Regions from separate parts of the Homo sapiens genome. Here region 1 is linked to region 2. Evidence: chromatin contacts called from ENCODE Hi-C or POLR2A ChIA-PET data. All regions are on one chromosome and are shown on one strand. Each heading gives the region's core, a stretch centred on a gene start or an enhancer-like site at or near the end of the contact. The rest is flanking DNA. Distances are from core to core; before and after follow the strand shown. Region 1 holds the start of RINT1 (RAD50 interactor 1). Region 2 overlaps SRPK2 (SRSF protein kinase 2).

Evidence for each region. A loop is a pair of places that touch in the nucleus more often than their neighbours do. ChIA-PET counts read pairs that join two places held with the same protein, here RNA polymerase II (POLR2A). Pooled maps may share reads with other maps.
Region 1: a loop to region 2 is called in a pooled map, with 2.4 times the contacts of the local background. The contact joins the promoter of RINT1 here to the enhancer-like site in region 2. A Hi-C loop is called at or near these places in 5 of 50 pooled maps. POLR2A ChIA-PET finds 5 or more read pairs at or near these places in 5 of 52 experiments (WTC11, activated B cell, activated CD4-positive, alpha-beta T cell and 1 more).

Annotation. Positions count from the first base shown.
Region 1 is chr7:105,529,856-105,533,522 of GRCh38, forward strand. RINT1 (RAD50 interactor 1) reads left to right here and starts at 2,346. Exons shown (of 15, transcript NM_021930.6): 1 at 2,346-2,502; 2 at 2,969-3,014. The coding sequence starts at 2,461. It also overlaps the pseudogene LOC100131785. RefSeq lists enhancers at 1,627-1,676, 1,964-2,541, 2,127-2,426, 2,517-2,696, 2,542-3,118.
Region 2 is chr7:105,336,075-105,339,886 of GRCh38, forward strand. The region is part of intron 2 of SRPK2 (SRSF protein kinase 2); the gene reads right to left. Among named protein-coding and RNA genes, the nearest start is that of SRPK2, 51 kb to the right of the region's middle. Within about 2 kb of position 1,603, at least 2 of the 41 ENCODE cell types and tissues checked have a DNase peak (open chromatin) inside an H3K27ac peak, as active enhancers do.

The sequences.
Region 1 (3,667 bases), core at 1,096-3,595, 190 kb after region 2:
CTACTCAGGAGGCTGAGGTGGGTGGATCCCTTGAGCCCAGGAGTTTGAGGTTACAGTGGGTTATGGCTGCACCACTGCACTCCTGCCTGGGCAACAGAGGGAGAACTTGTCTCAAAAAACAAACAAAAAAACCAAAACCAAAACAAATGACGACAACAACAACAATAAAACAGAGTGACTACAGTTAATAATTTATTGCATATTTTAAAATAACTAAAAGAGTGGAATTGGACTGTTCCTAACACAAAGAAATGATAAATTCTCAAGATGATCAATACCCCAGTTACTCGGATTTGATAGTTACACATTGTATACCTGTATCAAAACATCACATGTCAGACGGCTGGGCAGCCATGGCGTCCTATATCGATGAACACGACTGTGAGCCGTTGGACCCTCAAGCAGGAGACTCGAACCAACATGGTGCTGGAGCTCGTAAGGTCACTTTTGAATAGGATGGACTTTGAAGACTTGGGGTTGGTAGTAGATTGGGACCACCACCTGCCTCCACCGGCTGCCAAGATTGTGGTTGAGAACCTCTCCAGGACAGTCATCAGAGGCTCTCAAGGCTGAGCTCAAGTGCCCCGTGTATCTTTTGGAATCTGAGGAGGAGACTGCCATTGAGATGCTTCCCAACACCTTTTTCATTCCAGTTGCATTCTGCCCTGGCTAAGCAAGACAAATTCCTGTCCCTTGTGCCGCCATGAGCTGCCCACTGATGACTACACTTATGAGGAACACAGACGAGATAAGGCTCGAAAACAGCAGCAGCAGCAGAACCGACTGGAGAACCTCCATGGAGCCATGTACACGTGAGGAGGCTGGGGCTGAGCGCCGGTCCTCTGTGTCTTCCCTACAAACCTTGAATCCTCATTAAAATTTCTTTACCCGTCCCCCGCCCCGCCCCAGAAAAAAAGGCCGGGCGCAGTGGCTCACACCTGTAATCCCAGCACTTTGGTACGCCAAGGCGGGCAGTTCACCCGAGGCCGGGAGTTCGAGACCAGCCTGACTAACATGGAGAAACATCGTCTCTACTAAAAATACAAAATTAGACGGGCGTGGTGGTGCATGCCTGTAATCCCAGCTACTTGGGAGGCTGAGGCAGGCGAATCGCTTGAACCTGGGAGGCGGAGGTTGCTGCGAGCAGAGATAACGCCATTGCACCCCAGCCTGAGCAAAAAAAAAACAAACACACATGTACACTATAAATATATACGATTATGTTCCCATAATAGGTAATTTAAAAAATAGTATCCTTGTTTTTTTTTTTTTTTTTAAATGAGACGGAGTCTTGCTCTGTCGTCCAGGCTAGAGTGCAGTGGTGCGGTCTCTGCTCACTGCACGCTCCACCTCCCGGGTTCACGCCATTCTCCTGCCTCAGCCTCCTGAGTAGCTGGGACTACAGGCGCCCACCACCACGCCTGGCTAATTTTTTGTATTTTTAGTAGAGACGGGGTTTCACCATGTTAGCCAGGATGGTCTCGATCTCCTGACCTCGTAATCTGCCTGCCTCGGCCTCCCAAAGTGCTGGGATTACAGGCGTGAGCCACAGCGCCCAGCCATCCTTGTTTTATGCTTGCAATAGTAATTTGTAGCTCGATTATATATCTCTGTGCACATGTATTTGATTTTTCTTCTCACCGTGTGGTTTCTTTTTCCTCTGAGGGTTGCTTTCCCCCCCCCTTGTTTGTTATGGTCTCTATGGTACTCCTTCCGTGTTAGTTTGTTTAAGAGGCTGTCAAGTCCACAGGTCCTCTACACAACCCTTGCTGCTAGGTAGCTCCCTTTCCTCCTCCCTGGTAAAAGACAGGGTTTTGGGCGAAACACATGTTAGATGCTCTGTTCTCTTCATTCAGCTCCCAGAACGCTTATAACCACCTCTACACCCTCTAGGCAGGAAATCAGAAGCTCATCTCTAGGGACTCTGACCAACGTTAAAAGAAATATCTAAAGATACTGACATTCATTGGAAACCCCCAACTAAATATTCGAACCAAATAACCCTGCACCGAAGCTCCTAGTCAACAAGCCCCCCACACTCTCAGAACATCTGGATATTGCCTAAAATATAAATTTAAATTATTCATATTGAATTTAAGGCGTTGGGAGAGGGATATCTTAAAGTTCCATCATTAAGAGCTTCAATAAAGTGGAGGGGACTTTTACCGCGGTGGAGTGAGCGAATCCCTTCTCTGGAGCTCCATAGGGGAGGGTGCCCGCTTCCTGAGTGGCCGTTCCGACCTCCGGTCAGGAGGGGGAGGAACAGAGCACGGCCGGCGGCTGCACGGGCAGGGCCTCTCTGGGCTGAGAGGAAGAAACCAGTGAGACATCGAGAGGAAGTCGCTGTGGCACTCAGTCCTACGGCCTCCGAGGCTGGGTAGTGAGTGTGTCGCTGGCCTTAGCCAGACTCCACAGGCCACGCTGGCTGCGAATGGAGCCGAGGACTCGCGCGGAGGCGAGATGCTACCAGCCGGCGAGATCGGCGCCTCTCCTGCAGCCCCGGTGAGACGGCCCTGGCGTCCCTGGGAGGGGACATTGGTGGCCCATTGAGGTGGCACAGACCTCCCGGGGGAGATAGTCCCGGTGCGGTGGCCCTGTAAGCTTGTGAAGGTGCTTCCTGCGGCTTAGATTAGAGGCCCTTGTAAGACCTCCTAGAGGAGGCGGTAGTCCCCGTGAAGTGGCTTTGGCGGCCCTGGTGAGATGACAGATTTCTCTAGGGAGGTGGCTCTAGTGAGCAGGCAAGGTAACTCCAGGTCCTGCGGAGGTGACACACACCTCCTGGGAAGGTGGCGGTGGCACCAGGACAGTGGCACTTTGAGGTACCTGATTCGGACGGCCCTGGTCGCTCAGAAAGTGGGAGAGCGTCTGGAACCTCTCTTGCCTCCAGTGGGTGCCCTTTGGGAGCCCCGTATGCTTTCCATCCACGACTTTAATCTTAATGTGCTTGTCACATCTGTTCTTCTTCTAGTGCTGCTCTGAAAGTGGTGACGAAAGGAAGAACCTCGAGGAGAAAAGTAAGCCAGCTCCAAACACCTTAGCTTTTTCTTCCCGCCCAAACTCAGCCTTCCAGGGTCTGCAATATAGAAAGGTTCTTTGCCTATCTTTTAGATGCAGTACCGTTTTCTGCACAATATGCTTATATGGTAATACTGATGACCATGATACACATATTTTTGTCTTTCTAAAATTGTAAAATATGGGATGCTTTGGAGAAGAGCACTTCCCGATCCATACCTAGTACAGGGACTAGAGTGTTTTCGCTGGAAGTCTGCCTATCATACAGTACTCAGAATAATTGGGGCCTGCCTGTCATTTTAATGAAACATCAACTTACTAAGCATCAGGAATTTGGAGGGGCCCATGATCTAGGACAGACGACCACCACCCTAATTGGGTTCAAAGGAGGCAAATGACAGTTGTTTAGTTCACCTTCAGTAAATTGGCAATTTAAAATTGCTCTGGCAAGAGCACAACGGATAACTTGGGTTCTGGATCTTGGACTGGACAGGAAAGGGGGAAAAGGTCAGTACCACCATTTCCTCCCTAGTACGGGAGTATATGTCAGGGTTGTGGACTTTTGCCATTTTACTTTGATGGCAGGTTATTGCAAATCAAGGGCTCTTTAGGGACCTTTGAAGTGACATTTTTTGGGAGAGGAAGGGGAAAA
Region 2 (3,812 bases), core at 353-2,852:
ATCTTATTTACAATTTATAGTATTTTTCTTGAACTTTTCTTAAAAATAAATTTGGATATTGATTTGTTGCCACCTACTGGTTAAATTCATATTTGAATGGCATTTCACATCAAATATTCACTACAGTTAATAGAAAACACAGAGAAAAAAAGTAATGTTCTTTTCTTTACAACGTTTTACTAAACTACTATGATAAATTCTGCTTTGGAAAAGTCTGTAAAGTTACCTCACAAAATGGTGGCTTGACTTTTGACAGTATCTTCACTCAAATTTTTCTTTAGTGTGTTGGGACTGTTTTAAAATACCATTATAATTTATTAGAAATATAAAACCTTTAATGAAAATACTTTCAAGATGTTATTTTTAAATTTACAACTCAAACATGTATATGTACCAGTTTTTCAGAATATTGGAGTTATATAGAATTTAGGGTATTACCATCTTTTTACAGTTGATTTCTTAGGACTGAAAACCAAAAAAAAAGTTCTCATTACATTTGTTGTTATACGTCTTAAGTAAATTTTACTCTATAGCAATCTCTCCTCTAAATTCCTTTTTCATACTACACATTGAGGAAAGAGTCTGTTGTCTTACTGAACTACTTTTAAAACTACTTCCAGATTTTAAAAGCATAACAAATTTAACACTCTGAGTTCCCAATTCTAATAAATCAACTGTAAAAAGGCATTCCCTACAGTAACTGTGGAAATGTGAACATGGATTGAGTTTCTGTTTTTTGTTTTTTTGAGACAGGGTCTCGCTCTGTTGCCCAGGCTGGAGTGCAATGGTGCCATTTTGGCTCACTGCAACCTCTGACTCCAGGTTCAAGCAATTCTCCTGCCTCAGCCTCCCAAGTAGCTGGGATTACAGGCACCCGCCACCACACCTAGCTAATATTTGTAATTTTAGTAGAGATGGGGTTTCACTATGTTGGCCAGGCTAGTCTCGAACTCCTGACCTCAAGTGAGCCACCCACCTCGGCCTCCCAAAGAGCTGGGATTACAGGCATGAGCCACCCATGCCTTGATTTTTAGATGACACCAGAAAAATTATGTTAATTTTGTTGATTGTGATAATGCATTATGATTATGTAATAAATGCATGATTGCTGTGGGCTGAATTGTGTCCCCCCAAAATTCGTATGTTGAAGCCTTAACCCCCAGTGTGATATCTGAAGGTGGGGCCTTTGGCAGGTAATTAGGGTTAGAGGAAGGCATCAATGATAGTGAGGCTCATGAAGGGATTTTTTTTTTTTTTTGAGATGGAGTCTTGCTCTGTTGCCCAGGCTGGAGTGCAATGGCACAATCTTAGCTCACTGCAAACTCTGCTTCCCCGGTTCAAGCGATTCTCCTGCCTCAGCTTCCCGAGTAGCCAGCATTACAGGCGCCTGCCACCAAGCCCAGCTAATTTTTTTATTTTTAGTAGAGACAGGGTTTCACCATGTTGGCCAGGCTGGTCTCAAACTCCTGACCTCAGGTGATCCACCCACCTCAGCCTCCCAAAGTGCTAGGATTACAGGCATGAGCCACCACCACTGGCCTCATGATAGGATTATATAAAGAGAGACACCAGACAGCTTGCTCCCTAACTCTCCTAAGCGCGATGGCACAGTGAGACAGAAGGCATCTGCAAGCCAAGAACAGGGCCCTCCTGGAACCTGACCATGCTGGCAGCCTGATCTCAGACTTTCGGCCTCTAGCACTGTGAGAAAGAAATGTCTGTTGTTTTAAGCCACCCAGTCTATGGTATTTTGTTATGGCAGCCCGGGTCAACTAAGACAGTGATGTATATAGAAATATGTAAGGGAGAAATAATATGCAAGAGATATAACAATAATATGCCAACTGCTTTTAAATACAGTTGCAAAAAAGAAAAAAAATGGAACAAAATCTTAATGATTGTTAAATTTAGGTGCCAAGTACTTAGGGGTTTCATATGCTATCAGCTCAGTTTCTAAGTCTGAAGTTTCCTATAATTAAAAAAAACTTTAAAAAAGAAAGAATATTAAAAAAAAAAAAAACTTTTTCAATGTAACTCCTAGAACCAAAACCCTGAAAATAAAATGTTTTAAGATAAAGTACTAATTTGAAATTATTACAAGGCAAAAATAAAAGGTGAGTAGAAACTTTACCATCTTTAAATAAATTTAGTAAAAATTGTTACAAGTTTTTTTGTTTTGTTTTGTTTTTTGTTTTTGAGACAGTCTCCCAGGCTGCAGTAGCATGATCTCCGCTCACTGCAACCTCCACATCCCCAGCTCAAGCGATTCTCCTGCCTCAGCCTTCCGAGCAGCTGGGATTACAGGCGCAGGCCACCAGCACCACCACGGCTGACTGATTTTTTTGTAATTTTAGTGGAGTCGGGGTTTCACTATCTTGGCCACACTGATTTCAAACTCCTGACCTCAGGTGGATCCACCTCAGGTGATCCACTCAGCCTCCTAAAGTCCTGGGATTACAGGCATAAGCCACTGTGCCCCGCAGATTTTTAAGATAATATGAAAGTCCAACCTAAGGGTCTCAAGCTAAAAGCACTGACCTTAAAGGCTAGTATTCTGTTGTAATTAAGTGGCCTGTTCAAATCACTTTTATCAGGGGTTAAATTTTCTTAATTATGAAAGAGAAATAATTTTTGAATCCTGTTGTAAATAGGATGATTTTCATTGTATATATCCAATAAATTATTGTTGAAATATTTCACTTTTTTCCTGTAGTTTGGAACTGTTTATTTTGACCCTTTTTGGTTATAATAGTTCTCAAATTAGAATCTTGGATTTTTCAAAAAGATAATACCACCTGAAAATAATAAGTTTTGCTTCTTTCTAACCTGTTTGGGGTGTTTTTGTCTGATTGCACTAACACTACTAAATACCATAATACTACACAACAAAAAGGGAGAGCAGTCAACTCAATATTGTCCCTGATTTTGAAAGGAATAATAATAGTTATGACATTAACTATTAAAACTAATTTTTTCAATAATTTTGAGAAAGTGTCTATTTGTATTTTACAAAGTTTTGAAAGGACAGATATTCAAGTACGCGCCTTTGATCCATTCTTGCGTTAATTAAGTCACAGAAATTTGTTCTAAAGCAAAGATGAATAATTTCATATTTTATGTATAATTCTGAAACATCACTGTAAACTATTCAAAGTTCTATGCCCAAAATACATGCCCTCAGGAATTTTGAATAGAGGTACAAAAAGCCATTCCTCCTCTAGTTAAATAATCCAAACTAGTTTTGGGGTTCTTAAATCTGTTTATTTCAATCACCTCATTCATTCCATAAGCACTTATTAATTATCTGTGATCCAGGGTCTATGAACCAAACATAGAAGAATATAATGATTAAGAGACAACTTCTCATCTTCAAGGAGCTCACCTAATTGTCTTAAATATTGTTAACATAATAATGAAGGAAGAAACATCCACCTGAGATATCCAGAAGAATTCAGAGGAAGGAACAGCAGTCCTGAACACTGAGTGACAATGGTCAATGGCATCTCTCCAAGTATGGGCCATGAACTCCTGTGATCCCTGAGAATACTACTAAAACACTGTTTGCTTTTTTCATTGATAGTGCAATAGCAAAGGTACGTGCCTGACCAGGATCCTGGTCCTAATTCATGCTAAGGCACTAGTATTTCTAGTGCCTTGATTGATGCTAATACTAGTGCCTTGGCATGAATCAAGGACACGATCCTGGCCAGGAGCGGTGGCTCACGCCTGTAATCCTAGCACTCTGGAAGGCCAAGGCAGGCAGATCACTTGGCAGCTGTTTGAAACCAGCCTGGCCAACATGGTGAAACCCC